5 separate regions of the Mus musculus genome follow, and regions 1, 3, 4 and 5 are each linked to region 2. Evidence: chromatin loops called from intact Hi-C (ENCODE). Cell type or tissue: heart. All regions are shown on one strand. Links, peaks and the distances in the headings refer to the core of each region. The heading gives the core; the rest is flanking DNA.

Region 1 (5,864 bases), core at 877-4,876, 52 kb after region 2:
TTGGTTGGTTGGTTGGTTTTTTTGTTTGTTTTTCCTGGTATTTCCAGACAGGGTTTCTCTGTGTAGCCCTGGCTGTCCTGGAACTCACTCTGTAGACCAGGCTGGCCTCGAACTCAGAAATCTGCCTGCCTCTGCCTCCAGAGTGCTGGAGTTAAAGGCATGCACCACACTGCCCAGCTCTTCTTTATTGTTTCTTGAGCACAGCTTATAACAAACCACATCCAATCCCTCACCCTGGCAGTTATGTACCCTCTGAAAAGTTCCCAGAATTCCAACATCACACGATCACAGAATTTATCTGCAGCAGATATCATGCTTCTGCTAGAGCCCAAGGCAAATCACAGTCAGCTGAGGCAAAGCAGCCCTGTATCTTCACCTGGAATTAAAATGAAAATGTAGGGGCTGGTGAGATGGCTCAACAGGTAAGAGCACCTGACTGCTCTTCTGAAGGTCCTGAGTTCAAATCCCGGAAACCACATGGTGGCTCACAACCATCCGTAACGAGATCTGACTCCCTCTTCTGGTGTGTCTGAAGACAGCTACAGTGTATTTACATATAATAAAAAATAAAAATAAAAAAATAAAAAAAAATGAAAATGTATTCTTCCTGGGACTAAACCACCAATCAAAGAAAACACATGGATTGACTCGTGGTTCTAGCTGCATATGTAGCAGAGGATGGCCTAGTCGGTCATCAATGGGAGGAGAGGCCCTTGGTCCTGTGAAGGTTCTATGCCTCAGTATAGACAACTACCCCTAATGAGATCTGACGCCCTCTTCTGGTGTGTCTGAAGTCAACTACAGTGTACTTATGTATAATAATAAATAAATCTTTTTTAAAAAAAAGTGTGCCCAAAAAAAAAAAAAGAAAGAAAAGAAAACGTATTCTTATAACATTTCTGTATTTTTTAAAGGAACCAAAATTCCAGATTTCTCACTAAACAAAACACCCAGGAAATCTGGGACACCATGAAAGGACTGAAAAGAAGGAAAGGGTTAGGGGAAAATTCAAATCCCAATTCAAAGGCCCAGAAAATATTTGCAACAAAACCATAGGGGAAAATTTTCCTAACGTAAGGAAGCAATGTCTATAAAGGTACAAGAAGCATACAGAACACCATACAGACTGTGTTGGAGTGATGTTTTTGTACACTATGTGAAGATGTGTCTCTTTCGTTCCTTGCCTGCCAACAGCACCTTCTGACTGACCAAAATGAAAAGCCTATGGCTTATAGCAGAAGACAGACTAGAAGGTGGGATGCCTGGCAGATTGAGGGACTCTGAGAAAGAGTTAGGCATGGAGAGCTTTGTTACCCAGACTCATGGAAGCTGGACTTATGAAACTGAGGAGAGCTTACTAACCAGTCAAGTGGCTGATGTAGAATAATATAAATGGGTTAATATAAGTGAAAAGCTGGTTGGGGAGCAAGCCTAAGCTAAAGCCATAAGCACCATAAATACATAAGTCTCTGTGTCATTATTCAGGAACTGGGCAGGGCTTAGAAAAAGCCCACATAGTTACAGATTATCAGAAAAGAAAGTCTACTTGGCACATAATAATCAAAACACTAAACATACAGAACAAAGAAAGAATATTAAAAGCTTCAAGGAAAAAAGAGCGGGTAACATATAAAGGCAGACCTGTCAGAATTACACCCGACTTCTCCATGGAGGCTGTATAAGCCAGAAGGACCAGGAGAGATGTCCAGCAGATCACAAATGCCAGCCCAGACTACTATATCCAACAAAACTTTCAATCATCATAGATGAAGAAAACAAGACATTCCACGATAAAGTCAAATTTAAACTATATCTATCTACAAATCCAGCCCTACAGAAGGTTCTAGAAGGAAAACTCCAACTAAAGGAGGTTAACTACATCCATGAACACACAGAAAATAGCCTCACACCTGCAAGACAAAAAGGAAACACATACACACATTACCACCACCAACAAAACCAACAAGAAAACAGGAATTAACAATCATTGGTCATTGATATGTCTCAATATCAATGAATTGAGTTCCCAGTAAAAAGACACAGATCACAAAATGGATGTGAAAACAGAATCCATCCTTCTGCTGCATACAAGAAACACACACACACACACACACACACACACACACACACACACCCTCAGGATCAAAGAGACGCCACCTCAGAGTAAAAGGTTGGGAAAAGATTATCCAAGCAAATGAACCTAAGAAACAAGCTGGTGTAGCCATTCTAGTATCTAACAAAACAGACTTCAGACCAAAGTTAAGCAAAAGAAAGAGGTAAGGACGCTCCATACTCAAAAGGAAAACTCCATCAAGATGGTGTTTCAAATCTTAGCATCTGTGCCCCAAATGCAAGGGTCTCCACGTGTGTAAAAGAAACACTACTACAAGCCAGGCAGTGGTGGGCCACGCCTTTAATCCCAGCACTCGGGAGGCAGAGGCAGGCAGATTTCTGAGTTCGAGGCCAGCCTGTTCTACAAAGTGAGTTCCAGGACAGCCAGGGCTACACAGAGAAACCCTCTCTCAAAAAACAAAAACAAAAACAAAACAAAAAAAGAAAAGAAACACTACTACAGCATAGTTTATACATTCATCCTCACACAATGATACTAGAAGACTTCAATACCCCAATGGACAGGTCACCCACCCAAAAACTAAACTGGAACTAACAGACATTATGAACCAAATCACCCAAACACAAAAGAGTGTACATTCTCCAAAACTGACCATATACTAGGTCACAAAGCAAGTCCCAAAAGATAGAAGAAAATGGAAAAAAACTCCCTGCATCCTATCAGAACATTATGGACTAAAACTGGACTTCAGCAACAACAGAAACAACACAAAGCCTACAAACTAATGGAAACTGAACAACTCTACTGAATGAAAACTGGGTGCCGGGCAGTGGTGGTGCACGCCTTTAATCCCAGCACTTGGGAGGCAGAGGCAGGCGGATCTCTGAGTTCAAGGCCAGCCTGATCTACAGAGTGAGTTCCAGGACAGCCAGGGCTACACAGAGAAACCCTGCCTCGAAAAAGAAAAAAAAAGAAAAAGAAAAAAAAAAAAAGAAAACTGGGTCAAAGAAAGAAAGAAAGAAATTAAAGACTTCCTAGAATTCAATGAAAATGAATATGCAGCATACCCAAACTTATGGGACATGATGAAAGTCGTGCTAAGAGGAAAGTTCAGATCACTAAGTGCCTACATTAAAAAAAAAAAAAAAAAAAAAAAAAGGAGGAGGGGCTGGAGAGTTGGCTCAGCAGTTAAGAGCACTGACTGCTCTTTTCTTCCAGAGGTCCTGAGGTCAATTCCGAACAACCACATGGCGGCTCACAACTGTCTGTACTGGGATCTGATGCCCTCTTCTGGAGTGACTGAAGACAACTACAGTGTACTTATATAAGATAAATCTTTTTTTTTTTTTAAAGCACTTTTATACTAGCAATTTAACAGTACCCCTGAAAACTCTAGGGAAAAAAAAAAAGGAAGCACCCAAATGGAGTGGATGACAGGAAATAATCAAACTCAGGGCTGAAATCAATAAAATAGAAACAAAGAGAATAGAAACAATCAATGAAACCAAGAACTGGTTCTTTGAGAAAATCCACAAGATAGACAAATTCTTATCCAAACTAACTAAAAGGCAAAGAGAGAATATCCAAATTAATAAATCAGAGACAAAAAGGGAGACAACAGCAGACACTGAGAAAATTCAGAGAACTGTAAGGACTTTAAAAACCTGTACACCACCAAACTGGGTAATCAAAAAGAAATTTTCTGAACAGATACCACTTATCAAAGTTAAAGGAAATCAGGTAAACTATCTAAATAATCCCATCACTCTTAAGGAAATAGAAGCAGTCATTAAAAGTCTCCAAACTGGGGCTGGAAAGGAGGCTTAGCGGGTAAGAGCGCTGACTTCTCTTCCAAAGGTCCTGAGATCAAATCCCAGCAACCACGTGGTGGCTCACAACTACCTGTAATGAGATCTGACGCCCTCTTCTGGTGTGTCTGAGGACAGCTACAGTGTACTTGGATATAATAAATAAATAAATCCTTTAAAATAAAAAAAGTCTCCAAACCAAAAAAAAAAAAAAAAAAAAAAAAAAAAAAAAAAAAAATCCCAGGGCAGATGGTTTTAGTGCAGAATTTTACCAGACTTTCAAAAAAGAGCTAATGCCAATGCTCCTCAAACTATTCCACAAAATAGAAACAGAAGAAACATTTCCAGATTCATTTAATGAGGCCACAGTCACCCTGATAAAGAAAGAGAATTGCAGAACAATTTCCCTTATGAACGTAGGTGGAAAAAAAAAATACTACATAAAGTACTCACAACCAAATCCAAGAATATATCAAAAATGATCATCCACGAGGATTCAGGGATGATTCAATATGCAAAATCTGTAAGTGTAATCTACCATATAAACAACCTGAAAGAAAAGAGAAACACATGGTCATCTCATTAGACACTGTAAAAGCCTTTGATGGACACGAGCATCCTTCATGAGAAAACTCTTGGAGAGATCAGAGATACAAGGCATAGACGTAAACACAATAAAGGCAATGTACAGAAGCTATAGCCAACATCAAATGAAATGGGGAGAAACTCAAAGTAATTCCACTAAAATCAGGGACGAGACAAGGCTGCCCAGTCTCTCCCTATCTATTTACTATAGTACTTGAGGTTCCAACTAGAGCAATAAGACCACTGGAGGAGATCAAGTGAATACAAATTGAAAAGGATGAAGTCACTGTCTTTATTTGCAGATAGGACAATATAAATAAACAACCCCAAAAGTTCTACCAGAAAACTTCCTACAGCTGATAAACGCCTCATGGAAGTGGGTGTATACAAGAGTAACTTTAAAAATGTCAATAGCCCTCCTATATACAAATAATGAACAGGATGAGAAAAATCAGAGAAACAACATACTTCACAATAGCCACAAATAATATAAAATATCTAGCCAAGTGTACTGGCTAGTTTTGTGTCAACTTGACACCGCTGGAGTTATCACAGAGAAAGGAGCTTCAGTTGAGGAAATGCCTCCATGAGATCCAGCTGTAAGGCATTTTCTCAATTAGTGATCAAGGGGGAAAGGCCCCTTGTGGGTGGTGCCATCTCTGGGCTGGTAGTCTTGGTTCTATAAGAGAGCAGGCTGAGCAAGCCAGGGGAGGCAAGCCAGTAAGTGACATCCCTCCATGGCCTCTGCATCAGCTCCTGCTTCCTGACCTGCTTGAGTTCCAGTCCTGACTTCCTTGGTGATGAACAGCAATGTGGAAGTGTAAGCCGAATAAACCCTTTCCTCCCCAGCTTGCTTCTTGGTCATGATGTTTTGTGCAGGAATAGAAACCCTGACTAAGACACCAAGCAAGGAAAATACTTGTAAAACAAAAATGTGGAGGATTTGAAGGAAGAATTGAAGATATCAGGAGATAAATCTTCCATGCTCAAGGGTTGGTAAAATTAATGCAGTAAAAAGGCCATCCTACCAAAAACAATGTACATATTCAGTGCAATCCCAAACAAAATCCAACACAATACTTTACAGACCTTGAAAGGACAATACTCAAACTTCAACACAAAACCCAGGATAGATAGAACAATCCAGAACAACAAAAGAACTTCCAGCAGTATCATTATCCCTGATCTCAAGTTGTACTACATAGCTATACTAATAAAAATCACAGAGTACTGACATAAAAACAGATAGAGTGATCAATGGAATTGAAACAAAGACCCAAAAATAAATATACACACCTGTGGACATGAATTTTGATTTAAAAAAAACAGAAATACATAACCAAAAAAAAGCATATTCAACAAATGGTGATGATCTAAGTGGATGTCTGCATGTAGAA
Region 2 (5,864 bases), core at 574-4,573:
GTTGTCTGGTTCATAAATCCGACTTTTCCTAGAGTGCATCAAGGGAGGGCAGATCCATTTTTCTTGGGTGCTAGGAATTTAGATGTTTAAAGATTCCTTTTTTTTTTAGATTTATTTATTTATTGTTATATGTAAGTACACTGTAGCTGTCTTCAGAAGCTCCAGAAGAGAGTGTGAGATCTCATTACAGATGGTTTTGAGCCTCCATGTGGTTGCTGGGATTTGAACTCAGGACCTCTGGAAGAGCAATCAGTGCTCTTACCCGCTGAGCCATCTCTCCAGCCCCAAAGATTCCATTTTTATTTTGTGTGTGTGTTGGTGTGTATGTGTGTGTGTGTGTGTGTGTGTGTGTGTGTGTGTGTATGTGCCTGTGCATGTTCGTTCCTGCCTGTGTAGGTCGTCGTATTGATGCCACAATGTATGGATGAAGATCAGAGTGACAAGTTAGGGAGCAATGTTTTCCTTCTACCACGTGTCTCCCAGGAATCAAACTCAGGTTACAGCAAGCATCTTCCAGCACCACGTAATGGTGGCCCAGCCCTTCCCTGGGGGATTCTAGACAGGAGCTCTCTACCACTGGGCTACTCTCTTAATCTCTCTCTGGACTCTAGGAAACTGTGCTAGCTGCCTCCCCAGACCCCTTGAGCTTTTTTTGATCTAGGAACCAGCATATCTCGTCGGCAGAAATGTCACTCCAGATGGCTAAATTTGAGTGGATCTGTTTGTAAGAATCCTTTAAACTCAGTCCAGGAGTTTGGTTCAGGACCCCATGGAGGAGCCTCAATGTCTACTACATCCCTTGGCACTGTGGAGTCCAGGGAAACCAATGCTCATGTGTTAGTACCACTTTCTGAACTGAGAAAAGGCGAGCCCCCTCCCCCTCTCTGATCTTGGAGTCTTATGCCTTTTGGCTGCATCTATAACACAACACTAGACTAACTTGTAAGCAAGGCAAAGTCAAACCCCAGACCTGGCCAGGCAGTGGTGGCGCATGCCTATTAATCCCAGCACTTGGGAGGCAGAGGCAGGCAGATTTCCCGAGTTCAAGGCCAGCCTGGTCTACAGAGTGAGTTTTAGGACAGCCAGGGCTACACAGAGAAACCCTATCTGGAAAACCAAAACCAAAACCAAAAAACCCAGACGTGACGGTGTTGATGAGGAAAATGTACTTTTAGTGAGGGGTGGCTTCCTGCTATAGGAGAATGGGAGCTCTGTAGGTCGGGATGAGAGGAGCCTGGCCAGGATCTAGCTGGGATTTCTGTCAGACAAGTGGAGGGGGTGACCAGGAACAAGGGTCTGTATGGGTTACAAAAGTACAGACAGAAGCAACAGAGGAGAGGTTTATTTTGGCTTATGATTTTAAGGAATATTGTCCACTGCTGTGGGGGTAGCATGGTTATATTGAATCTGTGGTGTTAGCCCGTTCATGTCATGGCTTACTAGGAAGCAGCTATACGCCGGAAACGGATCCGCTCAAAGCCTCATTCCCAACGACCTACTTCCTGTCTTCAGCTTTTCACCACCAAAAGTCCCACTATTTCCCAAAGGATGCGACCTGTTGGAGACAACAGATGTTCAAGCACATGAACACCTTTCACACCCAAACACAAGGAGCTCAGGACAGGATAGCAACAGCAGTGTAGAGTGCTCCTGGCAAAGTGCTCATGATACCTCCTTGGGCCAAGCTGGTCACCGTGATGGGCATGATATTGAGGCTGGAGGCTGATGGTGGATGAGGGCTGTGGTATGGAGCGGGATCCTTCTTCCTAGTGCAGGCAGGTCCTAGGGGCTGCCCTGGCACCCTTACTGGGGCCCCCAAAGGAAGCTCATCATGATCTTCACTGTTCTAGCACGCTAGACGATCCATGCTCCTGGCTGGTGGCTGAAGCTATAATTATTGACTATAGGTTTGCCTATAGCAGGGAAAATGCCCAAATCCAATTGATGAGGCTCACAGTGGGAAAGGACTGCCAGTGGAGCCGCCCGGCTTTCCGTTGTCATGGAAGCGTGGCATGAGCGGCTGTTGCAGAGGCTTCTATTTCCTGGGTACCAGGGGATCCTCCAGGTCAGGAACTGCTCTTTGCTCCCATGCTACCTGAAAAATCTGGAACCCCACAGAGAAGAAGGAAAAGGCAGCTTTGGTGTCTTCACCTTCAGGGAATCCTTTAGATGCCGCTTTCCATCACAACAGCGCCACCTGCCAGATGCATCTGCGAGCACATGCATTTGGAGAATGGCCTCTATCATTCTCTAGAGATCCTTGCAGAGTCAGGCTGGAGCCCAGAGACTTTGATTTCCCTATCTCACACCCCCGTTTCAGGATTAGTTAGTGGAAAACTGACTACTACAAGGCTGGGAACTGCTGAATGTAAGTTCTGTGCTCAAGAACTCACCATGTCCAGTCCTCGGACTATTTCAGGACGTTTGTTTATTTTTATTTATTTATGAGATAAGGCCTTGCTATGTAGCTAAGGCTGGCCTCTAACTCATCACTCTTCATCTTCAGCCACCCAAAAGCTGGGATTATAGGCATACACCTTCGCCACACTCCCACAACTAGGTCATCTCGGTTTGGCATGAAAAAGTAGCAACTACCCCTTTGTCCCTTTGAATAAAATCTTAGCCACCTCCTCACCCCCCACATTGCTGGTTCCTCAATTCACAGACATCCTACCCCTTGAATGACTGGTTGGGACTGTGGTAAGGGCTGATGTGTTCGCTAGGTGGCAGCATCCACCAGTCTCTGTTGAAGGTTTCTCTACACTATGTGACCACCACCAGCAACAGGAATAGACTGGCCAAAACTCAGCTGAGAAGAACTGGAACTCCACTTGCCTCAATTCTGGGCTCACGCAGCTTATGCCATTTGTTAATGCGTGTGGCCACCCCCAGGAAACTTCATATCTTCTTGGTTGTGTTTTGCATAGTAACAGACCAAAGCAGGGGGAGAGCTATATAAACCGTTTGAAAATTCCAGGTCCTGCTGCCTGTTGTTTCTTGGGGCTGATGTGCCTTTACTCACTGAACACCCTGACAGAGAAGTCGGTTCAGTCTACTGAGGTGTCGCAGCCCTCAGGGGCTGAGGGAGATTATTCTGGGCTATGGAATGAATTCAAGGGTCAGCCTGGGCAACTTAGTGAAGCTATTTCAAAGTTAAAATAACAACAACAAAACAACAAATAAGACTGGGGAGGTAACTCAGGGGGGAGATTTCCTGCCTAGGTTAGCTGCATGAGGGGTTGGGGGTGTGACTCAGGGGTAGAGCCCCTGCCTAGAGTCGCCCAGTGAGCATGAACCAGACATTTAGTTCAGTCCTATGTATCAACCCCCCACCCACCACACACACACACACACTTTGGTCGAGTCATAGTTTTCCTTAAACTCACATGGCTCTAGATCAGCAAAGGACTGACTGGGATAAATTTGGCCAGTCACCTGGTCCACAAGCTAACATGTATTTGTACCTAATGTGAATATACAGTAAAGGCCATATGTCCTGCAGAACTGAAATTTTTTTGACCTTTTAGGTCTTAGCCCGTACTGCTTGCTGAGGGTGTTCACAGCTTAATATGCAAGTCTCCAAAAACAAAGTGGAGTGACTAGCTAGGTGGAACTGGTACCTGTCTTTAACCCCAGCACTCAGGAGGCAGAGGCAGGAGGATCTCTGTGACTTTGAGTGAGTTCCAGGAGAGCCAGGGCTGTGTAGTGATGTGTCGCATGACGATGCTGAGTGGGCAGGTGGTGGTGATGATGTCACAGGTGAACACGAAGCTCACAGTGGCTGATGGGGTCTCTTTGGATCTACTGCTTCCTGGAGTCACCCCAGTGGCCTCTGATGGGTGGCACAGAGGTTGGCAGCACATGTGACATGCCCCTAAGATGGGTTCTAGTAACTGGGAGCTAAAGATAGTGGTCAAGGGAGGGAGAGTCTGCCATAGTCCTTCTGGGGGATTTGGGTGAGGCCTGTCTCCACAGAGAGTAAAAAAGTCCCCGGGGCGTAAACGATATCCACTCCCAGCTTTCTGGACAGGAAAGTAGGCATTCTCTCCTTTGAGAAAACACCCCTGTGTGATTAACATTCCTTATGAATCTCTCCCTGGTGATCTGTGGGCAAAAAGACCTTCGTGCCCCAGCCTTAACAGCACAGCCGGGGTTGTTCAGAGAGAGAAGCAGGCCCCTCCTTTCTTCTCCCTGCTGCAATTTTTAAGACAGTTCCCTAGTCTGTTGCCCAGTCTGGCCTGCAACTTTTATATCACTTAGACTGCTGACCTCAGCTTCATGGTGATGCCCACGCTTTAATATCTTTGTTAGGTACAAAGGAGACTCCAGTTCCCTCAAACTCCAAATGTCCAGAAACGGGCTCAACCTTGGAGTATAGGAGGATTTCTAGTGGTTAGATAAAAGCCACCAACATCCTCCAGGAACTTGTGAAGCCAGGTCCCTCTAGCAAAAAGTGTCATTCCCCCTTCCTCGAGCAGAAGGGACAAATGGCTGTCTGTGGTGCCTGTTATCATACTCAAGCTCATGCCGGCCTCCAGGTTCTCTCAGCATCACGAGTACCTGTTATCCATTTCAGAGTCCAGGTTAGTTCTTCTCACCTCCAGCTCACTGGCTTCCTTTGCCCGGCTTAGTCCTTCTCCTTATAACTCTGCTAATTTTGGCTATACTCTCTGTCTTAGTTAGGGTTGCTATTTCTGTGAGGAGATACCATGACAACAGCAACGCCCATAAGGAAAACATTTAATTGGGGCTGGCTTACAGTTCACGACATTTAATCCACTATTGTCACACAGGAAGCATGGCAGTGTGCAGGCAGACATGGTGCTGGAGAAGGAGGTGAGAGTTCTCCATCTGGGTCAGTAGGTAGGGAGTGAACTGGCTTGAGCTTCTGAGACCATAAAGCCACACCTCCTCCAACAAGGCCACACCTCCTAACAGTGCCACTCCCTATGGGTGAATGCCCCACCCCCCACCCCATATTTGCTAAAACCACCACACCCTTGCTCTGCTAGGCCACCCTTTCTCTCTTTTCTCTATTCTCTATTCCCTGTCTCTTAGTTAGGGTTTCTATTGCTGTGAAGAGACACCATGATCGTGGAGACTCTTATAAAGGAAAACATTTGATTGTGGCTGGCTTACAGTTTTAGAGGTTCAGTCCATTACTATATAAAGTTGGAAGCATGGCGGCTGCAGGTAGATGCAGTGCTGGAGACATAGCCAAGAGGTTTACATCTGGATGCACAGGCAGCAGTAAGAGAGCATGACACTAGGCCTGGCCTGAGCTGATGACACCTCAAATAGTCCCCTGTGACTATTCCATATGCCTCTGGCTGCTCTCTCATATCTACAGTAAAAACCTTCCCCGGAAACATTCCGCACTCTGTCAGGTGTCAGTTTATACAGCACCGGAGTGTGGCGTGCTGGAATTACTACCTCATCATGTTTGTTCCTGAGCTGTCTTTCTGCTCTTTTTGACCATTTGTTTTGTTTTGAAACAGGGTCTCACTCCATAGGCCTGGCTGTCTGGGAGCTCACTATGTAGACTGAATTGGGCTCAAACTCATAGCGGTCTGCCTGTCTCTTCTTCAAGTGCTGAGACTGAAGATGCCCACCGCTATGCCAGTGTAGCTGCTTGTCTTTTTTTCCCCCTCCCTAGTGGGTTCTTTGTGGGTTCCTCCTCTGGCTCAGCTCAGCTTCTCCTGAGTTAGGATTGCTGTCTCTGATTTTTGCTCTGCTCAATCTCTTCTTCAGCCCTACTCAGTCTTCCTTCCAGCACCAACTGTCTTCTCTGATACTACTCTTCTGCCAGCTGGACCCTACCCACCTCTCCCAGTTTCGGCTGGCTTTTTATAGTCTCTGCTTGC
Region 3 (5,864 bases), core at 1,495-5,494, 140 kb after region 2:
TCTCTGTCTTCCTATGCCTTGGCAGTTTGCTGGTCTCCTACGGTAGGAAACGGAGACTCCAAAAGCAGAGCTCCCAGGTCCAAGGTCACACTCTTCTGCGGACCTGATCTGCTCCTGGCCTCCAGCAATACCGTGCCGGAGCCTGGCTGTAAGAAGCAAGGACCCCTGGCTCCTCCGCGTTGTCCCAAGTCACCCTGGGTTACCTGGTCCAAGAGACCCCCCCTCCCCGCTAAGCTAGCAGCACTCATCTCCAGGAGCATCTATCGCTCTGAGCTCTCATTTGGGACTTGGGAAGGAGAATGACCTGTGTACCAATAATACCCCCCACTGTCAAAGTAAACTCGGGATTTTGTTTGCAAATAACTGCTTGCCCCCCTTCCCAATGTTCTGCTGCTTCTCCTGTCTCTGGGGTTTCTGAATTCAGAAAGAGAAGGTGAGACTGGAGACCCAGAGGGGAGATAGAGAGGCTAAGGGAGGGGGCCTGAGGAACACCTGTCTCCTGCTGTCACCCCCCTCCCAGCCCCCTCCACCAGCACATCTTTCTCTAGCTCCCCTGACTTCACGCTGGTGTATTTTGAGAAACTCGTGAAAGGAGGCGAGAAAAAAGGGTGGGGAGGGGCTGGGAATTGGAAAATGAAGAGGTGAAGCTGTCTCAGCTCCCCCCTCCACAGCTCGCCTCCCCCCCACCCCCCGCCGCCACATACACACACTGCACCTTCCTGCCTTCCTCTGTCCACCTCATCCCTCTCATGTTACTAGAGGTTGGGGTTAACTTTGGATCTAGGAGGTGAGGTACAGCAAGCTGGACCATCACTAGCATAATCCTCGGGTGGCCCAGTAAGATGGACTGAGGAACATGTAAAGGTGGACTAGGGCCCTGTGTGGAGGGCACTATGCCCACGAGGCCATCTCCTCCCCGCACTGTGGATAGATATTTTTAGGCCTCTCAAGAGCTGAGTAATTTCTCTGACTTGGAGCCAGAGCTGGGGTTGGGGGTGAGAGGCTGGGAGGTGTCCAGGCTACCTCAAGGGACACTGGGGTCACTAGAATCATGGCCCTTGGTGGGAGCAAATATCGCCCAGTTCTAGCTTATATCCCTTGGGAAGTCCATATTACCCGCAAGATTAATTTGGTTTTGTGGCCTGAAACTCCCTTCATCCCCCTCACCCCCAGAACCTAGGATACCCCAGTTTTTCCCTCTCAGATTAACCCCCCTCAAGGACAAGAACTAACAGCCCCAATCCGCTTTAGCTCCAGATTAAAAGCCTCTAGGGAATGAACCTGAGAAAGAGGAGAGAGGTGGAGAGAGCCAGGGTGGGGAGATAGCGGGTGAACAGTCAGAGATGCTGAGAGAGACAGATCAAAGTGGGGACCAGAGGTCCAGGGAAGAAGAGAGGAAGGGGAATACAAGAGTCAGAGTCAGGACTGATGGACAGCTAGTGGGCGCCCGCATTGGCTCCTAATCAGAGAGAGGGGACAGACACCCAGTGGGAAGAAGAACCCAGAGAGAGGACATATCTAAAGTAAAAGACCGAGAAGACAGGTGGACAGAGATCCAGAGAATAGGGAGGGACACACAATCCCAAAGAAAAGTCGAGCCCGAGGTGCGGGGGACCAGGGGGGAGGGGGAAGCGATGATGAACTAGGCAGAGTGGAAGGACAGCACTGACAGGACGGAATCCTGAACAGATGGGTGGGCCTCCCCACATTGTGCCTGGGTGTCGCCTCTCTTCTCCCTCTGTCAGTTGCTCTCAGATGGAAAGGGGGCATCCTCATCCTTACCCTCCCAGGAACCCCACCAGGCTCACCGGTGCAGCCTCCCCAGGGCGCGCCCCGCCAGCTTCCGAAACTCCTCCTGCCGGAACTCCATGGTGGCTGTGCCCACGCGGGTCCCCTGCCAATCCCCCCGCCCGCGGGCCCGGGCGGCCGCGTCCGGGATCCCGGGGTCCGCCCCGGCCCGGCCCGGCCCCGCAGCTCCGCTCGGGGGGGAACCAGGCTGCGAGTGCCCGCTGCCCGGGGCTGTAGCGGACTCAGCGTCGGGGCGGGGCGGGGCATCCACGCCCACCAAAGGAGGCCCCACCCCTTGTAGGAAGGACCCGCCCTCTCCTTCCAACAGGCTACCTGGAGATGCTAGGCCAGTTTCTCTTGGCTTGGCTTGCAGGCTAGACCCCTCTCTCTTTCAGCTCTTCCATCCTAGAGCCTCCACCTGTCCACCCCAAGGCCACGTCCCTGGGATTGAACTCCGAGTTGCCTCGCTCCCCACTATAATACACTCCCCAGATACTCTGCACGTTCCAAGCTCTTTGAGTCTCTTCCCAGATCTCTTTGCTTCTGAGCTCTATTCCCATCCGACCTTTGGCTTGCTTCCTCTCCTTCACTCTTTTTTTCTTTAAAAAAAAAAATTTTTTTTTTGAGTGCCGCACACCTTTAATTCCAGCATTCAGGAGGCAGGCAAGTGAATCTGTGTGAATTCAAGGCACAGGCATGGGAGGCAGAGGCAGGCAAATTTCTGAGTTCGAGGCCAGCCTAGTCTACAGAGTGAGTTCCAGGACAGCCAGGGATATACAGAGAAACCCTGTCTCGAAAAAAAAAAGTTTATTCTTTTAAAGTTTAATTAGGTATGCATGTTTTGCTAGCATATTATATATCTGTGTACTATTTGTATGCCTACTGGCATTGGAGGAGATGTGACCTGCCATGTGGGTGTTTGGAGCTGAACCCAGGTCCTCTGGAGTGCAGCCTATTAGCGCTGAGCCATCTCTCCGGCCCCCTTTTTCCTTTGTTGGGCATACTGGGGATACAGGCGTGCCGCTGAACTGGACTGGCTCTCTCATTTTTCGGGTTCCACTTTTCCCCTTGAATTCACTTTTTTTTAATCTGCACCCCATCTTTCTCTCCCTGAGTTTCAACTCCCTCTCCTTCCATCCTTTTGAACTCTGCTAGCTATAACCAGGCTCACCACTACTGCCGTTCGTGCCCCATGGTGTCCTTCCTCACTTCCCAAGAGTGTGTCCGGTTGCTTAGACTCTATGATATTCTTTTGAGTCTGGGCCCCATCAACTGAGCTATGTCTCCTCCCTCTGAGTTCTGTCCCTGCTCCCCAAGTATGTTTGGAGTCCTACATACTTGCTGTCTATCTTCTGTCTCTGCCTTCTGTGCCTGGCTCCTCCCCTTGAGTCTGACTCCTTCCTCCATGTGTGTCCCAGCAGTGACTTCCACTCGGGCTCCACGATCTGTCCCCACCCACTAAGTCCTCTTTCCACCCGTAAATTCCACTCCCATCCCTTGGGGGTAACCCCAACTCTAAAATGGCCCTGAAGCACTCCACGCCAATGCTTCTCCCAGTGCATCCCAAGTTCTATGCCTTAGCAGGGTGTTGGTGTTCCCACCGTCTCTCTCCCCGTGTCAGGCTACAAATGCATTTGGGATTAAATTTTCATGACCCGGCCCAGGAGGGGACCAGCGAAGCCGATCGAGTGGCGGGCGGGGATGGTGGGTCTCAGCTCTGTCTCTGATTGACAAGTCCCCGGGGAGGAGGGCAGCAGGCTGAGCCGCGCAGACGCGCCACCTGGTGGCCATGGAGTCCCGGACTGCGTGCGGAGGTGGCGTCCGCGGCTCGCGGCCAGGTGTGAGGGAGGAGCAGATGGTGAGGAGGAGGGTGTGGGAAGGGGGCCCTGCGGCTGCCAAATCCCGGGCCGTCGCCCGCACCATCACCATGGCGACGGAGAAAGGAAGAACGCACCCAATCTTCGAGCTTTTTTAGGACCTAGAAACTAGACCTTAGGTTGCCCAGGGAGGCCCTCAGTCTGGACTACAAGCCCCAGTGGCCTTTGCGCTTGGAAGTTAGGCTCGTTCTCCTCACCACTGCACGTTTCTATTAGCCCGTTCTAGGAGATACAATTTTAGCTAAGAAGCCTTAGAGTCTAAAGCTTCCTGGCGCCCTCACGTGGACAGGGGTCTCCAGTTTGCTTGCTCGCATCCTGGAGCAGGATACACAAGTCTGGCGGTTGTACAGACTTTGTGTGGAACTTATCCTACTGCCTCCGCCTCCAGAGAATGTTATTGCAGGCATACCCACCATGTCTGGCTTCTGAACGGTCATCCTTCTGACTTTACCAACTTTTCTCAGAAGTTGTATGGCAATGTTCTCAACTTTGGATTATTTTTTAATTTTTTATTTTTTTAAGCAGTGTCTTGTCTACATAGTCCTACCTGTCCTGGAATTCACTCTGTAGACCAGCTGGCCTTAAGCCCACAGAAATCAAATGCCCCGATTAAAGGCATGAGCCACCATGCCAGGCTTTTGTGCTTAATCTTTAAAAATTATACATAAGCCATGAGTGGTGGCGCATGCTTCCAATCTCAGCACTCAGGAGGCAGAAACAGGCAGATCTCTGAATTTGAGGCCAGCCTGGTCTACAAAATGAGTTCTAGGAAAGCCAGAGCTACGAAAAGAAACCTTATCTCGAGAAAACAAAAAACAAAAACTAAACTAAAACTTACATATTTGGGGCTGGAGAGCTGGCTCAGCAGTTAAGAGCATTTGTTGCTCTTACAGAGGACCAGGGTTCAGTTCCCAGTGCGCCTATGACTGCTAACAACCAGAGGATCTGGCACCCTCTTCTGAACATATGGGGGGGGGGCATATAGCTGACATCCTCCCTGTGTGGTGTTAATGTGTGTGTGTGTGTGTGTGTGTGTGTGTGTGTGTGTGTGTGTAGCACGTGCGTAACTGCACACACTCAGGCAGCCATGCTGCAGTGTACTTGTGGAGGTTAGAGGGCAACTTTTGGACGTCAGTCCTCTCCTATGTGAGTTCCTGGAAGGGACCTCCAGTCATCAGACCCAGCAACAAGTGGCTTTACCCACCATATCTGGACACCCAGGTTGATGCTTTTAATATCATTAACTGTTTCTATTTTCCTTCTTTCTTCTGCAGGGCCAGGGGGGCAGCCTGACCTAGGACAGAGAATCTCAAAGCACATTTGAAACAAGCATGCTTGAGTCTGAGACAAGGTCATGGCCTGTCTTTTGTCAAGAATCAGCTTCTGGCACTGGAGAGATGGTTTGGTTTGGTTTGGTTTGGTTTGGAAGTTTGAGACAGGGTTTCTCTGTGTAGCCCTGACTGTCCTGGAACTCACTCTGGAGACCAGGCTGGCCACAATCTCAGAGATCCACTTGCCTCTGCCTCTTGAGTCCAGGATTAAAGGTGAGCGCCACCACTGCCTGCCCAGAATATACCTGGCATTAGAGACTTGGGCTACATCCTCAGCACCAGAAAGGAAAAAGAATGTTGGCAAGTAAAGTGGAGTGTCCTAAAGAGGGGACAGGACATGCTGAGCCGCGAGGTAGTGAGGCCTGGGGGGTTGGGACCTCAACTTGGGGGTGCCTGTGATATGAAGCCTGGCACCAAGAATGGAAAGTTGACAGAGTATGGGGCAGGAGAGCCTAGAGACACTGCTTGAGCTTGGCTGTAGAAGTTAGACAGAACAAGCCCCAGTCCCAAGCGAGCACACGCTGTACTGGGGATGGCCATTTAGGAACTTTCCACAGGACACTCTAGAGAAGGCACTGGAGCTCAAAGAAGCAAGAGTCAGTGGTATGGTGGGCCATTATTCTGTGGGACTGCTGGACGACAATGAGGGAAGAGTCTTGTCTAGGAAGGTGGGGCCGGCGTGAGCCTGGATGCCCAGATGTTCTCCTTGGGATAATGAAGTGGGGTAGAAAAGAAGTAGAGTCAGCTCTGGAGCCCAGGGGAGCCCAGGAAGACAGAAGCCAGAATGCTCAGGAGGCCAGGGCCTTGAGAAAGAGACAGAGACTTTGGGGACACTGAGTTAGAGCTGGCATTTCTCTTCCCTCCCTCC
Region 4 (5,864 bases), core at 888-4,887, 220 kb after region 2:
GCGGGGCCACTGCAGCCAGCCCCGCCCCCAGGACACAGACTCAGCTCTGGTGTTCCTGGTTCTTGGGCCCTCAGTCACCTTCTCTCCCTGAGACCCCTGTCACCAACCCTGGGACCCCCCAACCTGCCCAGGATACTCAGGCACTCAAAGATAAGTGACACCCACTGATAGCATCCCAGCACTGACGCGGGGCCACATCCTGACCTAACCGCAATTTGAACTCTGAATGTCAACAGCACAAGCTAACCTGTCCTGCCTAGGAGCAATAAAAGCTGTTGCTGGGGTCCCCTGCTCTGTCTGTCTGTCTGTCTGTCTATCTGTGGGTGGGGGGAAGGATACTGTGAGGAGATGGAGGAGCATGCTGGCGCTGAGTGCGGAGGGCCTCAAGAGGGCGTAGTCCAGCGGTGATGTCCCCTCCACAGGGTCACATACATTACGATTCATAACAGCAAAATCACCGTTAGGCAATAGCAACAAAAATGATTTTATGGTTGGTGGAGATCCGTCAAAACAAGAGGAACTGTGTTAAAGGTTGAGGAGCACTGCTCTCGGGCATCTGGGCATGCGAGATGGGTGTTAGTGGACGTTTGAGGGCGTTCCCAGAGGCCGAGAATAAAGCCAGCAGCCTGGGGGCCGCAGGAAAGCCAGGCAGGAAATGCAGCCCGCCCCTAAGTGCTCCAGGGTGGGGAAGCACAAAACCACAGCTGGAGAAACAACCACAGCTCTCAGTGAAACACCCCGCGGTGAGGGTTCTGAAAATGGAATAGCCAGGAATGAGGAGGGAAAGCGCCTCTGTGTCAGCTGCATTGAGCCACACGGAGAGTGATATACACCCGTAATACAGCAACGCGAGGGCAGAGTCTAGCGCAGGAGGACGTCCGGGTGTTCATGTCTGGCCTGTTTGGTTTTGTTTGTTTGTTTAAAAAAAAAGGTTGGAGGGAAAAGGGGGGAAATAAAATGTAATTATATTTTAATTTAAAAGCGGAAGGGGTGCAAAAAAATAAAAAAGCCAGGCGATGGCACACACTTTTAGTCCTAACATTTGGGAGACAGAGACAGACAGATCTCTGAATTTGAGGCCAGCCTAGTCTACAAAGCCAGTTCTAGGATAGCCAGGACTGTCACACAGAGAAACTGTGTCATGAAAAACAATCAACCGGGCAGCGGTTGTGCACGCCTTTAATCCCAGCATTTAGGAGGCAGAGGCAGGCAGATTTCTGAGTTCAAGGCCAGCCTGGTCTACAGAGTGAGTTCCAGGACAGCCAGGACTGCACAGAGAAAACCCTGTCTCGGGAAAAAAAATAAAAGAAAAAAAGAAAGGAATTGGAAGGGAGAGAGAGAGAGAGAGAGCAAGCTTAGCGGTTAAGAGCACTGACTGCTCTTCCAAAGGTCCTGAGTTCAAACCCCAGCAACCACATGGTGGCTCACAACCATCCTAACAAGACCTGACGCCCTCTTCTGGTGTGTCTGAAGACAGCTACAGTGTACTTACATATAATAAATAAATCTAAAAAAAAAAAAGAAAAAGAAAAAGTCATAAAAAAAGAGAGAAAGAAAGAAAAGTGTATGTGCATGTGTGTGCATGCATGTGTATGCATGTGCATGCGTGTGTATGTGTGTGTGTGTCCTGCAGATGGATCCTAGTGTTGGGACCCCAGCACCCATGCCAGGCAGTTCACGTGTGCCTGGGACTCCATCCCAGAGCAATCTCATGAATTTTCTGGCCTCTCAGGGCACTCGTTTACACACTCACACAAATAAAATAAGCAGTGGGGTGTGGGTGCTGGCTGCATAGCTCAGCAAGTGTCCTGGGGATTAAACACTGTGAGAAAAAGGAACCTGAGGAAAAAAAGGCTTATTTCAGACCACTGCTCATCATTCCGGGAAGTTGGGGCGGGAGCTGATGCAGAAGCCTTGGAGGATACTGGCTGACTGGCTTGTGCCCCAGGCCTTGCTCAGCCTGCTTTCTTACAGCACCCAGAAGAACCTGGTCAGGGTGGCCCCGCCCATAATGGGCTGACCCTTCCTACACCAATCATCATTCAGGAAAAACTCCACAGACTTGTCTACATGCCAACGTTATGGAGGCCTTTTCTCAACTAAAATCTTTCTGCCTGGGGCTGGAGAGATGGCTCAGCAGTTAAAAGCACCGACTGCTCTTCTAGAGGTCCTGAGTTCCCAGCAACACATGGTGGCTCACAACCATCTGTAATGGGATCTGATGCCCTCTTCTGGGATGCAGGCATGCATGCAGGCAGAACATTGTATACGTGATAAACAAATCTAAAAAAAGGATTCTTCCTTCCTGGGGCTGGAGAGATGGCTCAGGGGTTAAGGGCATTAGCTGTTCTTCCAAAGGCTCTGCACCCAGACAGCAGCTCATAACGGTCTATGCAACTTTATTTCCAGGGGATCACACAGACACACACACACACACACACTCAGACAACACAACCAATGTATATAATAAACGAACAAGCAAATAAAAGACTCTTCCTAAATAAACAAATAATAAAAGGTTCTTTCTTCCCAGACGACCCAGCACATGGGTAAAGGTGTTTACTAGTAAGCCTGATTGCCTGGAAGATTGGACACAGAACTTTTTTTTTTGTTGTTTTTTTTTTTTTTTTGAGACCGGTCTGTGCAGCCTTGGCTAACGTGGAAGTCATTTTGTACATCAGGCTGGCCTCGAACTCAGACATCAATCTTCTCCTGACTCTTGAGTGCTGAGATTAAAGGTGTGCACCACCATGCCCAGTTGGAACCCCAGAATTTTTTTGTTTTGTTTTGTTTTTTCTAGACAGGGTTTCTCTGTGTAGCCCTGGCTGTCCTGGAACTCACTCTGAAGACCAGGCTGGCCTCGAACTCAGAAATCCCCTGCCTCTGTCTCCCAAGTGCTGGGATTAAAGGCGTAACCAACCACGCCCGGCTACCCCAGAATTTTTTAATGAGGTCCATGCCAGGCCAGTGCCTTCCTAAACATTCCAGACTGCATAACATCTACAGTGCTCATCTTCAGAAAAAGTGGTGACATCGCAAGGGCTTTGACATACAGCTCAGAAGAAGAGACTTCAAAGTCCCCAAGTGCCGGTGGAAATGTCATCCAATTTAGCCCAGTCTGTGTATTCCGGAGCAGACACAATTACTTACCAAGGCATGGAATGGCGCGCGTGCCCTCTGCTGGCGAGTTCTGGGACTACCGGCTGGGAAATCACTGGCTCTTACAGGGGCTTGCGTGATGCTTCCCTGGGGGGTTCAGTATCTCAAGGCAGTTTATCTTGTTTGTTTGTTTGGGGTTTTTTTTGAGACAGGGTTTCTCTGTATATTCCTGTAGACCAGGCTGGCCTCGAACTCAGAAATCCATCTGCCTCTGCCTCGTGAGTGCTGGGATTAAAGGCGTGCACCACCACACCCCGCATCTTGTTTATTTTTATTGAATTTTTTTTGTGTGTGTGCGGGTCAGACGATGTGTTGTGATGGTGTTTTCTTCCCACCATGTGGATTTTAAGGATTTAGGAGTTTTATTCTTGTCAACTTTAAAAGTTAGCAAACCAAGTAATGGGTCTTAAAGCATTGGGTCAGGGTTACCAGAGTTAGGACCCAGGCTCTGAGCTCTACCCTCTAACAACACTCCAGTTTCTTACTGTGGCATCCCAGGCATGTCCCACTGAGCCACACTCCCTCTCAGGCTGACAGTAGTCGAACCTGAGTCTGTTTTATTCTTCAGGAGAAAATTGTTTTTTTGTTTTGTTTTGTTTTGTTTTGTTTTGTTTTGAGACAGGGTTTCTCTATGTAGCCCTGGCTGCCCTGAACTCACTCTATAGACCAGGATGGCCTCGAACTTAGAAACCTGCCTGCCTCTGCCTCCTGAGTGCTGGGATTAAAGGCGTGCGCCACCACACCCCACTCCTTGCTGAGTTCCTTGGATTGAACCCCTAAACAGCAAATATAATTCAACTGGGTTCAGCTGGACTTTAATCAATATAGTTGGGGTACCTCCCTAGCTTTCTTCTCGGAACTCCTGTCATCCCTCTCCCTTCCTCATCTGCTGGTGGATGGCAGGTGTGTACCGCCAGCCCTGGCTGGGCTCTGCACTGGCATTTGGTAGTCATGGCTTGACCCTGTCCTGGGCTAAAAGCACACACCATTTAAAAGCAACTTGGCATTTTCTAAATGTTGGGTCTCCAAATTTTCTGATGTTTTCTTCTTTCTGGTTACTTTACGTACTTGGGTAACATCTGTATTTGGTGTGTCCCTGTGTGTGACACCCACAGGCCAGAGCTGGGTGTCTTCACCCACTGCTTACATTACGTAGGGAGAGGAGGTCTCTCACTGAACCTGGAATGGGATGGTGTGGATCATCAGCAAACCCCAGGGACCCTCGTCTCTGATGCTAGCATTACAGGGATCTGAACTCACACCTTCCAGTCTGTGGACTCTCAGCCCCAGCCTGTTTAAATTCTAAGCCTCTCATCGGCAGTGACGTTCTGCCCTCTAGTGGCCGCAGGTGGACATCTGATTTACTGGCCAAGAGGCCCTTCCAAATCTTTGAAAGGTTGTGTCCTTGACAGTATCTTATCAAAATTATACACAAAGCAGCAAACTACGCACACAGGAAAGACCCAGGTGCCCCCACACACTCCGGTAATGTGCGACAAGGGCAGTGAAAGCAGGGGGTCAGTGTTACAGGCGCACACCACTATGCCTGGAATATACGTTTTGTTTAAATATTAGCAACAGACTTACAGGATGTAAAATTATAAATACACAAGTTGCCACACATTGAACACATCTTCTCATCACTGCATGGCCAGTGTTTTGGTTTTTTCCATCAAGAATTTGCCCAACAGCCGGGCGTGGTAGCGCACGCCTTTAATCCCAGCAGAGTCAGGTGGATTTCTGAGTTCGAGGCCAGCCTGGTCTACAAAGTGAGTTCCAGGACAGCCAGGGCTACACAGAGAAACCCTGTCTCGAAAAATAAAACAACAAAGAATTTGGCCAGATTTAAGGACTCAAATGTATATAATTGTTTCTCTTATTCTGAGGCAGTCTTATACAGCACAAAGTAGCCTCAATTTTGCAGCAGTTCTCTTCTGTGATGGGATGGAAACACGGGGTGAAGATGGCTCAGTGGTTTAGAGTGCTTGCTGCTCTTGGCAGAGGACCCAAGCCTGGCCCCCAGCATCTAGACTAGGCTACTCAAGGCTGCCTGACCCCAGAGCCAGGGGTCTGACAGGTTAGTACGGCCTATGCAGGCATTGGACTCATGTGCACAAACCCCTCCCTTAGATATACATTAAGGAACTCAACACTTGCTTAGTGTGTGCATTTGCCAGTACAAAGAGAAAAGAAAGCTATTTTTACTTGGAGGCAGGGATGAGGGTGGTCTGCGTCTCTTTGAGCAAGTTTAAGGGGGCTGGGGAAGGGAAGTTGGCTCTTGAGAGATATTCTCAGGTGTTCAGGGAAAGAAGAGGAGGAGGGTACGTGCATGTGAAGCAGTGTGCAGTGTGTAATGGGTCTGTAGGGATCGCTGGGGGAGGGGCACTTGGTGGGGGCAGGTCCATGTCTAGGGGTCTCGGGAGGTAGCTGGCCTGGGAGTGCTATCACGAGACTTGCACTTCTTGTTCAGGGCACCCTCTTCCAAGTCCTGCCTGAGGCTGGAGGAGACCCACAGGTTCACGCCGGGGTTTCTGCCTGGTCCTAAGTGACTGAGTAAATCCCAGGAGCCCAGGCCCACACCGCAGGCCCACTCCTTCTGTCGCCGGGCCTACAATGAGGCGCCAGGCATCCAGATGTTCACATCCACGTTTATTAGGCCACGGCTCAGGCCTGCATCACTGGCCGAGACATTTCTGCCTGTAGCT
Region 5 (5,864 bases), core at 665-4,664, 67 kb before region 2:
CGGCTGCAGCGCAGCGGAGAGCTGCCCCCGCAGAAGCTGCAGGCCCTGCAGCGGGTCCTGCAGAGTCGCTTCTGCTCCGCCATCCGCGAGGTGAGCATCTTGGTTCTGTATAAGTTGTAGTTTCCTTGCACTCTGCGGCGGGGTCGGCGACGGGCGAGCGGACGAGGACACCGGTGTCCAGGGCTGTGGACTGGCAGCTCTCTGACGTTGCCGTGTCCCCGACTTCCCAGGTGTATGAACAGCTCTATGACACGCTGGACATCACTGGCAGCGCCGAGGTGCGGGCTCATGCCACAGCTAAGGTAAGCTCCTGCTCCGGTAGCTCTGGGTGACCACGAAAGCAGTGCCCTCCTTCACATCAGCGCATCTCTGTGCCACCCTATGAAGATTTATTTATAATGCCCTTTAAATAACTGCACATTTTTAACTTGAATGCACATGAGATTCTCTCTAGCAACAGGCTTGGAAACTGGCCTCACTTTCCTGTCGGTAAGATGACCCTAAAAGGCAATCCTGTTGGATGTTGTGAACAGGGACACCTTTCCAAACTGCAGTGCTTATTACTTATTACTGCCTGCAGACTCAAGATTTACACCTGATCCCTATCACCCCACCCCACCCCCGAGGTGGGGGGGGCACTTGTTTCCATTTGTCTGAGAACAAGATTGGCAGGTGTTAAGTACTAAGGATGCCCTTCTCCCTGACTTTCGGAAGAAAGCAAGGGTTCTCACAGGTCGGAGTCAGTATAGGGTAGCCTCCTGTTGAGCTGTGTCAGGGTTCCCCTACTTGATCTTTGCGGCTACGCTGGCTGGAGTGCCCATGTCTCAAAGAGGGTCTCTCTCATTGAGGCGTCTTCTCTCTTCCAGGCCACAGTGGCTGCTTTCACGGCCAGTGAGGGCCACGCACATCCCAGGGTCGTGGAACTACCGAAGACTGATGAGGGTTTGGGCTTCAACATCATGGGTGGCAAGGAGCAGAACTCACCCATCTATATCTCTCGAGTCATCCCTGGGGGCGTGGCTGATCGCCATGGTGGCCTCAAGAGGGGAGACCAGCTGCTGTCTGTGAATGGTGTGGTGAGTGGGGTTGGTAGTGTCCGTAAGGCAGCCCTGGACGGTCACATTCCCTCTACACAGGGAACACAGCCTTTGGAGACAGCACTGTGGGGTACACTGCTGACCCTCAAGGACTTCAGAGAGCCTAGCTAGGATAGCAGCCCAGTGTAGAAGATGGCAGTTGTTTTCAGGAGGAATATTTGGCTTGGAGGTTGAAGGTTGGGTACTTCTCTGAACTAAGATGTGGAGGGGTGGTTCTGGCTCGGAACAGAGATGGTCCCTGAGATGAGGAGAAAGGCTGGCTCTGCCTGATGTCTGGGCCAGTCAGCATCCTGAAACCCCAGTGATTAGAATCCAAGGAAACACCACCGAGGAGGTCGTCTCTCCAGAAAAGCCCGGCTTCTGGCCCTGGGCAGTGAGGGCAGGAGATCAATAAGCTTAGGGGGTGTAGACAGACTTTTTTGGGACAGGTTCAGTGGCCTGGTTCATTGAGGACACTGGGACTCAAAGCTATCTTGACATGCAGTTTTTAGGTTGTGGGTGCTGTGCCTAAAGTTGGTGATCCACTAGAGGGATATGAGGCCTTGGAGACTTGACCCCAGCAGCCGTGTCACTATCCACTGGTCCCATGTCCTGGGTAGGGTGGTAAGGGCAGCGGTTTGGGCCAGCAGTCTGTGCGAGGCCTGCCCTGCAGAGTGTGGAAGGCGAACACCATGAAAAGGCGGTGGAACTCCTGAAGGCTGCACAGGGCTCAGTGAAACTGGTGGTGCGCTACACTCCTCGGGTGCTGGAGGAGATGGAAGCCCGCTTCGAGAAGATGCGATCTGCCCGTCGGCGCCAGCAGCACCACAGCTACACGTGAGCCTCCAGTCACCATCCTCTCCCTGCTGCCTTCCCCAACCTTAGATACCCAAATCAGGCCAGTGAGCACAGCGGCCTTCAACATTTATCTCTGGCTCTCCACCAGGGGTTTTCTGACCTTTGACTCCTGCCATGGTAGCTAAGGCCCTGGGACCCTCTGGCTCCCCAACTCCAGAAGCCCTGTGCCTGATTTTCTGAACTGTTGTCTCCAGAACCCCACCATTGAACATCTTACGCGCCCTCCCCCACCCCACCCCTGAACCTACCCTGTGTCTAAAACTCCCCTCTCTACACCCTCACAGGTCCTTGGAGTCTCGAGGCTGAAATCACAGACCAGGACCCTCCTTCTCCTCCCCTGTACAGTATTATTTATTGTCACTGGCTCCTTATTTAAAGATCTTTAACCCTCACCGAGTGTCTTGTGTGTCTGTCGCGCATCCTGGAATAGTCTCTGTGGGGGAGGAGGACAGTGAAGCTGAGGTTAAGAACAAGCTCATTCCAGTCTGTGTACCATGATAGACAACGCTCGCGCAGCTCTGAAGGCGGAGGCTGGCCGGTGTCCCAGAGACTAGCCCGACCCAAGGCTGCGTCTATGTGAGCGCCAGGGAGCACCACTAAAGACCACTGCCCCCAACCCTTAAGAGGTTCGGAAGGCCAAGGCCTGGCAAGGTCTCCAGTGAGTCGGACGCGGGAGTCTTGAAACCAGCAGAAGCCGCCTGATCATTGCCTCTGTAGGCGGGGCGGAGCGAACCATCCACTGGGGGAACCCTTGCGGGCCGTGCCACCGTCTGCGTAGGAGTCGGGTTGGTGGGGCGCATGCAGTACCCTAGACGGGCGCAGGGGTGCAGAGTAACACGCACTCGCCACCCGTCGTCCACTTGCCTCACCTTCCAACCGAGCACATCCTTCCGGGAGCCGCCCTTGTCTTAAAAAAAAAAAATCCCACCTTGAATGTTGAATTCCTATCCCGCCGCCCAACCCTCGTGTCCCGTGAGACGCGCGCCGCCGTGGGGACCCGGGGTCGCGACTCGCGTTCCATGCTGCGCGCTACTAGATTCAGGTGACATCATCCTCTGCCGGGCTCCGCCTCCCTCCCAGGCCGCCGCACGCTGCATGCCTATTGGTCGCTGCACCATGAGTCCCGCCCCCAGCTCTCCGCCCGCGCGGCCCCTCCCTCCCGATGTGGAGGCGGGGTCTGGTCGCCGGCCGGCACGGAGGCCAATTCTCATTGGCCATTCAGCACCGTCCGTCAGTCTTCTGTTAAAGGGGCCACGACCGCCCGGGATCTGTGGGGGGGGAGGGGGAGGGAGGAGAATTTTTTGGGGGGGGAGAAGGTGGGATTTGGGGGGGCGCTGGTGGGCACCCCTGGATCTGGCGACTGCGGCCTCGCGGGGGGAGGCTGTACGGTGACAAGGGCAGGGGGCTATTTTAGGGAGTAAGAAGGCTGTGAGACCGTGAGGGGGAGGGGGGTCCCCAGCGCTGGAGCCGGAGCAAGAGACGCTGAGCCCGCGCTAGCGGCGTAGACAGGGTTCCAGAGCTCCAGATCCGGGCCCCGGCCGCCGCCAGGGGCCCCGCCCGGTGCCCCTACCCCACCCCGCGTCCCTCCTGCAGCCCAGCTCCTCCCGCAGTCGTCGCGGACCAGGTAGGTAAGAGCCCGGCCCAGCTTGCCCGGCAGCGCCCACCCTGGGGACCCCTGGGCTAGCGTTTCCGACCAGCTTGCCCGAAATCCTACATTCCCATCTTCATCCCAAGGGAACCCAGAGTCCAGATTTCACAAGCCAACCCAAGAGACCCAGGCGTGTCCCTTCCCGGAGCTGAGAGTGCCCCGCCGAACCCTAGTATCTCAGGCGGGCTACCTCCTTGTGCCTCCTCCAGGGCCCAGAAGCCTGGATCCCTCAGCTCAGCCCAGGGGATCCCTCAGTCTAGATCCATCCTCTGGGCCCAGTCCTGGGAGCTCCAGACCCTGGTCACCGCTGTGGGGCTTCCTCCATTGCGTCCAAATCGTTCCCCCATTTGCGTCCCCCACCTTCTGGTTGAATCAACCGGAGACGTTCCTCGGTCCAGGCCGGCTCGCCCTGGACACAGGCCCGCGCCGGAGCTGTCCATGGTCAGCTCTCGGTAGCCTCGCCTCCCCCATCTCCTTCCACGGCCGCTAGGGAGGAGGGGGGTGCAGGTGGTGTGGGGATTCCTCCCCCTCACCGCGCCTTTGACCTGGGGTTCCCCGGCGCCCCCCTCCCAGATGGGCCGCAGGGCTCTCAGGCCCATCTTTAGGCACTCTAGCTTTCTGGGACTCTAGCTGCTTCACTTACATAGAGCTTGTGAATGTCCCTGCCCAGGCCACTTAGAAACCTTGGCATGGAGCCTCCCGCTCCCACCTGGTTCTGAAAAGCTGTTAGTGTCCATATATCTGCTGGCCCTGACTAATCACTGTCACCTTATTCAGCACCCGGGGAATCCAGTTTCCTAGCCTTTGCCCCCACCTCCCCACTTAGCACCTACTTTAACAGCTCCCCCCTGCCCTCCGCAGACAAATATGACCAGCCTCTTGGTACACCAGCACCTGCTTGCTGCCTTATAGACTCAGGCGCCATGACTTCTTTTCAAAGACCTGGAATGCAATTCCTCTGCTTCTGTCCTCACTCCCCCTTGGAGATCTAAGTGTCTCACCCCCATCTTATAACCTCCACCTGAACAAACACTCATCTCAGGGACCCAGAATCTCTGACAGTGGTGAGTGTCCTGTCCATCAGACCACCCACCCAGGCTTACACTCCCACCAAACAGTCAGGCTCTAAGTTTCTTCACCCCTAGGTAGATTCAAAAGTCTGGACCTTGGCTCTGCATTCCACTCCCATCTTCATGTCTTGGTGGCCTCAACTTCACATCTCCCATGGCTTTAACGAGCACTTATCATCTGCTCTATCATCTCAGGTGCTAGACTTGCAGAGTCTCCTCTCCCCCAAAGCTGGATATTTCTGGCATCTCATTGCCTCTAGAGACCCATATGGTAATATCTGATGTCTCATACTCCAAGTACCAAACAGCCATCCTTTCCTCCAGGTGTGTTTTGGGATCAAGGTTCACGAGGTTATTTGGAACCAGGCAGCTGTCTTTCTGCACTTCTAGTTAAAAATGTGTCCTTTCCCTGTGTTATGTTCAAGATCCTAAGTTCCAGAACATTTCCAGATGATGTGCCTGTTCCGTCCTCACCAAGGCATGTGATCCACTTCAAGGCCATGAACTAACTTCTAAGCATGTCTTTTTTTTTACTTGCTCCTTTCCCATCCCCAGTGGCAGGATTTTGCCATGCGTCCCAGGCTGGATTAGAACTCACTATGTTGTCTACATTTTTCCTCCTCCTCTTCATCCTCTTTTTCTTCTATTTATTCTTCTCCTCTTCCCCTTCCTTCTTTTTCTTTTTTGGTCTTTACCAATATCTAGACAACATGCCTAAGCCATTCTCTGCTCTCAGGCCTCTCCTCAGACATGCCCTATATTTCTAGCTACAGGGGCTGGGGTTGTTGCTGGGGCAGAGCACTTACCTCACATGCACAAAGGCCAGGCTTCAATTACTAGCACTTGACCAATTACAAAAAGGGCTCACTTTATGCCCACCCTTAAAGACTAGTATCTGCTGAGTTTCCATTGTAGATGTGTTTTATGTTCGGGCCACGTCTGCTGATGTTCTAGATTCCCTTCTTCCCAGGATATTCTAACTTGCAGAATGTGTCATTTTCAATTAAATAGTCTAGTATTCTTTGGAACTCTAGTGTGCACAGTCTTTTTTTTAATTAATTAATTATTTTTATTTTATGTGCATTAGTGTTTTGTCTGCATATATGTTTATGCAAGGGTGCCAGGTCCTCTGGAACTGGAATTAGACCATTGTGAGCTGCCAGGTAAGTGTTAGGAATTGAACACAGGTCCTCTTGCAGAGTAGTCAGTGCT

Evidence for each region. Hi-C counts contacts between places; a loop is a spot of excess contacts. Peaks named below come from ENCODE experiments on the same cell type or tissue, not always from the same donor. Only the 100,000 strongest peaks of a DNase experiment are listed, where the experiment ranks them.
Region 1: it touches region 2 in a loop (2.5-fold over the local background); 3 of 42 quality-filtered maps call a loop at or near these places.
Region 3: a loop joins it to region 2, with 4 times the contacts of the local background. A loop is called at or near these places in 16 of 42 quality-filtered maps.
Region 4: it touches region 2 in a loop (2.4-fold over the local background); 9 of 42 quality-filtered maps call a loop at or near these places.
Region 5: a loop joins it to region 2, with 2.5 times the contacts of the local background. A loop is called at or near these places in 4 of 42 quality-filtered maps.

What each region holds. Positions count from the first base shown.
Region 1 is chr7:45,245,310-45,251,173 of GRCm38, reverse strand. All of the region lies in intron 1 of Slc6a16 (solute carrier family 6, member 16), which reads right to left. Among named protein-coding and RNA genes, the nearest start is that of Gm23585, 6.3 kb to the left of the region's middle. In heart, for the core only: a CTCF peak has its summit at 3,362 (motif pointing left); no DNase peak of the experiment used is centred there.
Region 2 is chr7:45,296,805-45,302,668 of GRCm38, reverse strand. Gm39006 (a long non-coding RNA gene) reads left to right here and starts at 309. Exons shown (of 2, transcript XR_882064.2): 1 at 309-836; 2 at 1,444-3,510. In heart, for the core only: CTCF peaks have their summits at 2,183 and 2,730 (motif pointing right); DNase peaks (open chromatin) are centred at 2,188 and 2,718.
Region 3 is chr7:45,160,089-45,165,952 of GRCm38, reverse strand. Slc17a7 (solute carrier family 17 (sodium-dependent inorganic phosphate cotransporter), member 7) reads right to left here and starts at 2,032. Exons shown (of 12, transcript NM_182993.2): 1 at 1,809-2,032. The coding sequence starts at 1,870. In heart, for the core only: a CTCF peak has its summit at 3,584 (motif pointing left); DNase peaks (open chromatin) are centred at 2,026, 3,692, 3,822, 5,352 and 1 weaker place; H3K4me3 peaks cover 1,795 bases; H3K27ac peaks cover 1,231 bases; H3K27me3 peaks cover 1,859 bases.
Region 4 is chr7:45,077,343-45,083,206 of GRCm38, reverse strand. It overlaps Nosip (nitric oxide synthase interacting protein), which reads right to left. Exons shown (of 9, transcript NM_025533.3): 9 at 4,704-5,864. The coding sequence ends at 5,824. Rcn3 (reticulocalbin 3, EF-hand calcium binding domain) reads left to right here. Exons shown (of 7, transcript NM_026555.2): 7 at 1-293. Among named protein-coding and RNA genes, the nearest start is that of Rcn3, 12 kb to the left of the region's middle. In heart, for the core only: CTCF peaks have their summits at 2,230 (motif pointing left), 3,186 (motif pointing left) and 4,500 (motif pointing left); DNase peaks (open chromatin) are centred at 1,936, 3,186 and 4,466.
Region 5 is chr7:45,364,353-45,370,216 of GRCm38, reverse strand. It overlaps Ppfia3 (protein tyrosine phosphatase, receptor type, f polypeptide (PTPRF), interacting protein (liprin), alpha 3), which reads left to right and starts at 3,198. Exons shown (of 30, transcript NM_029741.2): 1 at 3,198-3,558. Lin7b (lin-7 homolog B (C. elegans)) reads left to right here. Exons shown (of 6, transcript NM_011698.1): 2 at 1-90; 3 at 231-302; 4 at 867-1,076; 5 at 1,750-1,913; 6 at 2,219-2,326. The coding sequence ends at 2,240. Mtag2 (metastasis associated gene 2) reads right to left here and starts at 4,056. Exons shown (of 2, transcript NR_015480.2): 1 at 3,943-4,056; 2 at 2,269-2,841. In heart, for the core only: CTCF peaks have their summits at 2,732 and 4,089; DNase peaks (open chromatin) are centred at 3,056 and 4,046; H3K4me3 peaks cover 2,843 bases; H3K27ac peaks cover 1,515 bases; H3K27me3 peaks cover 2,881 bases.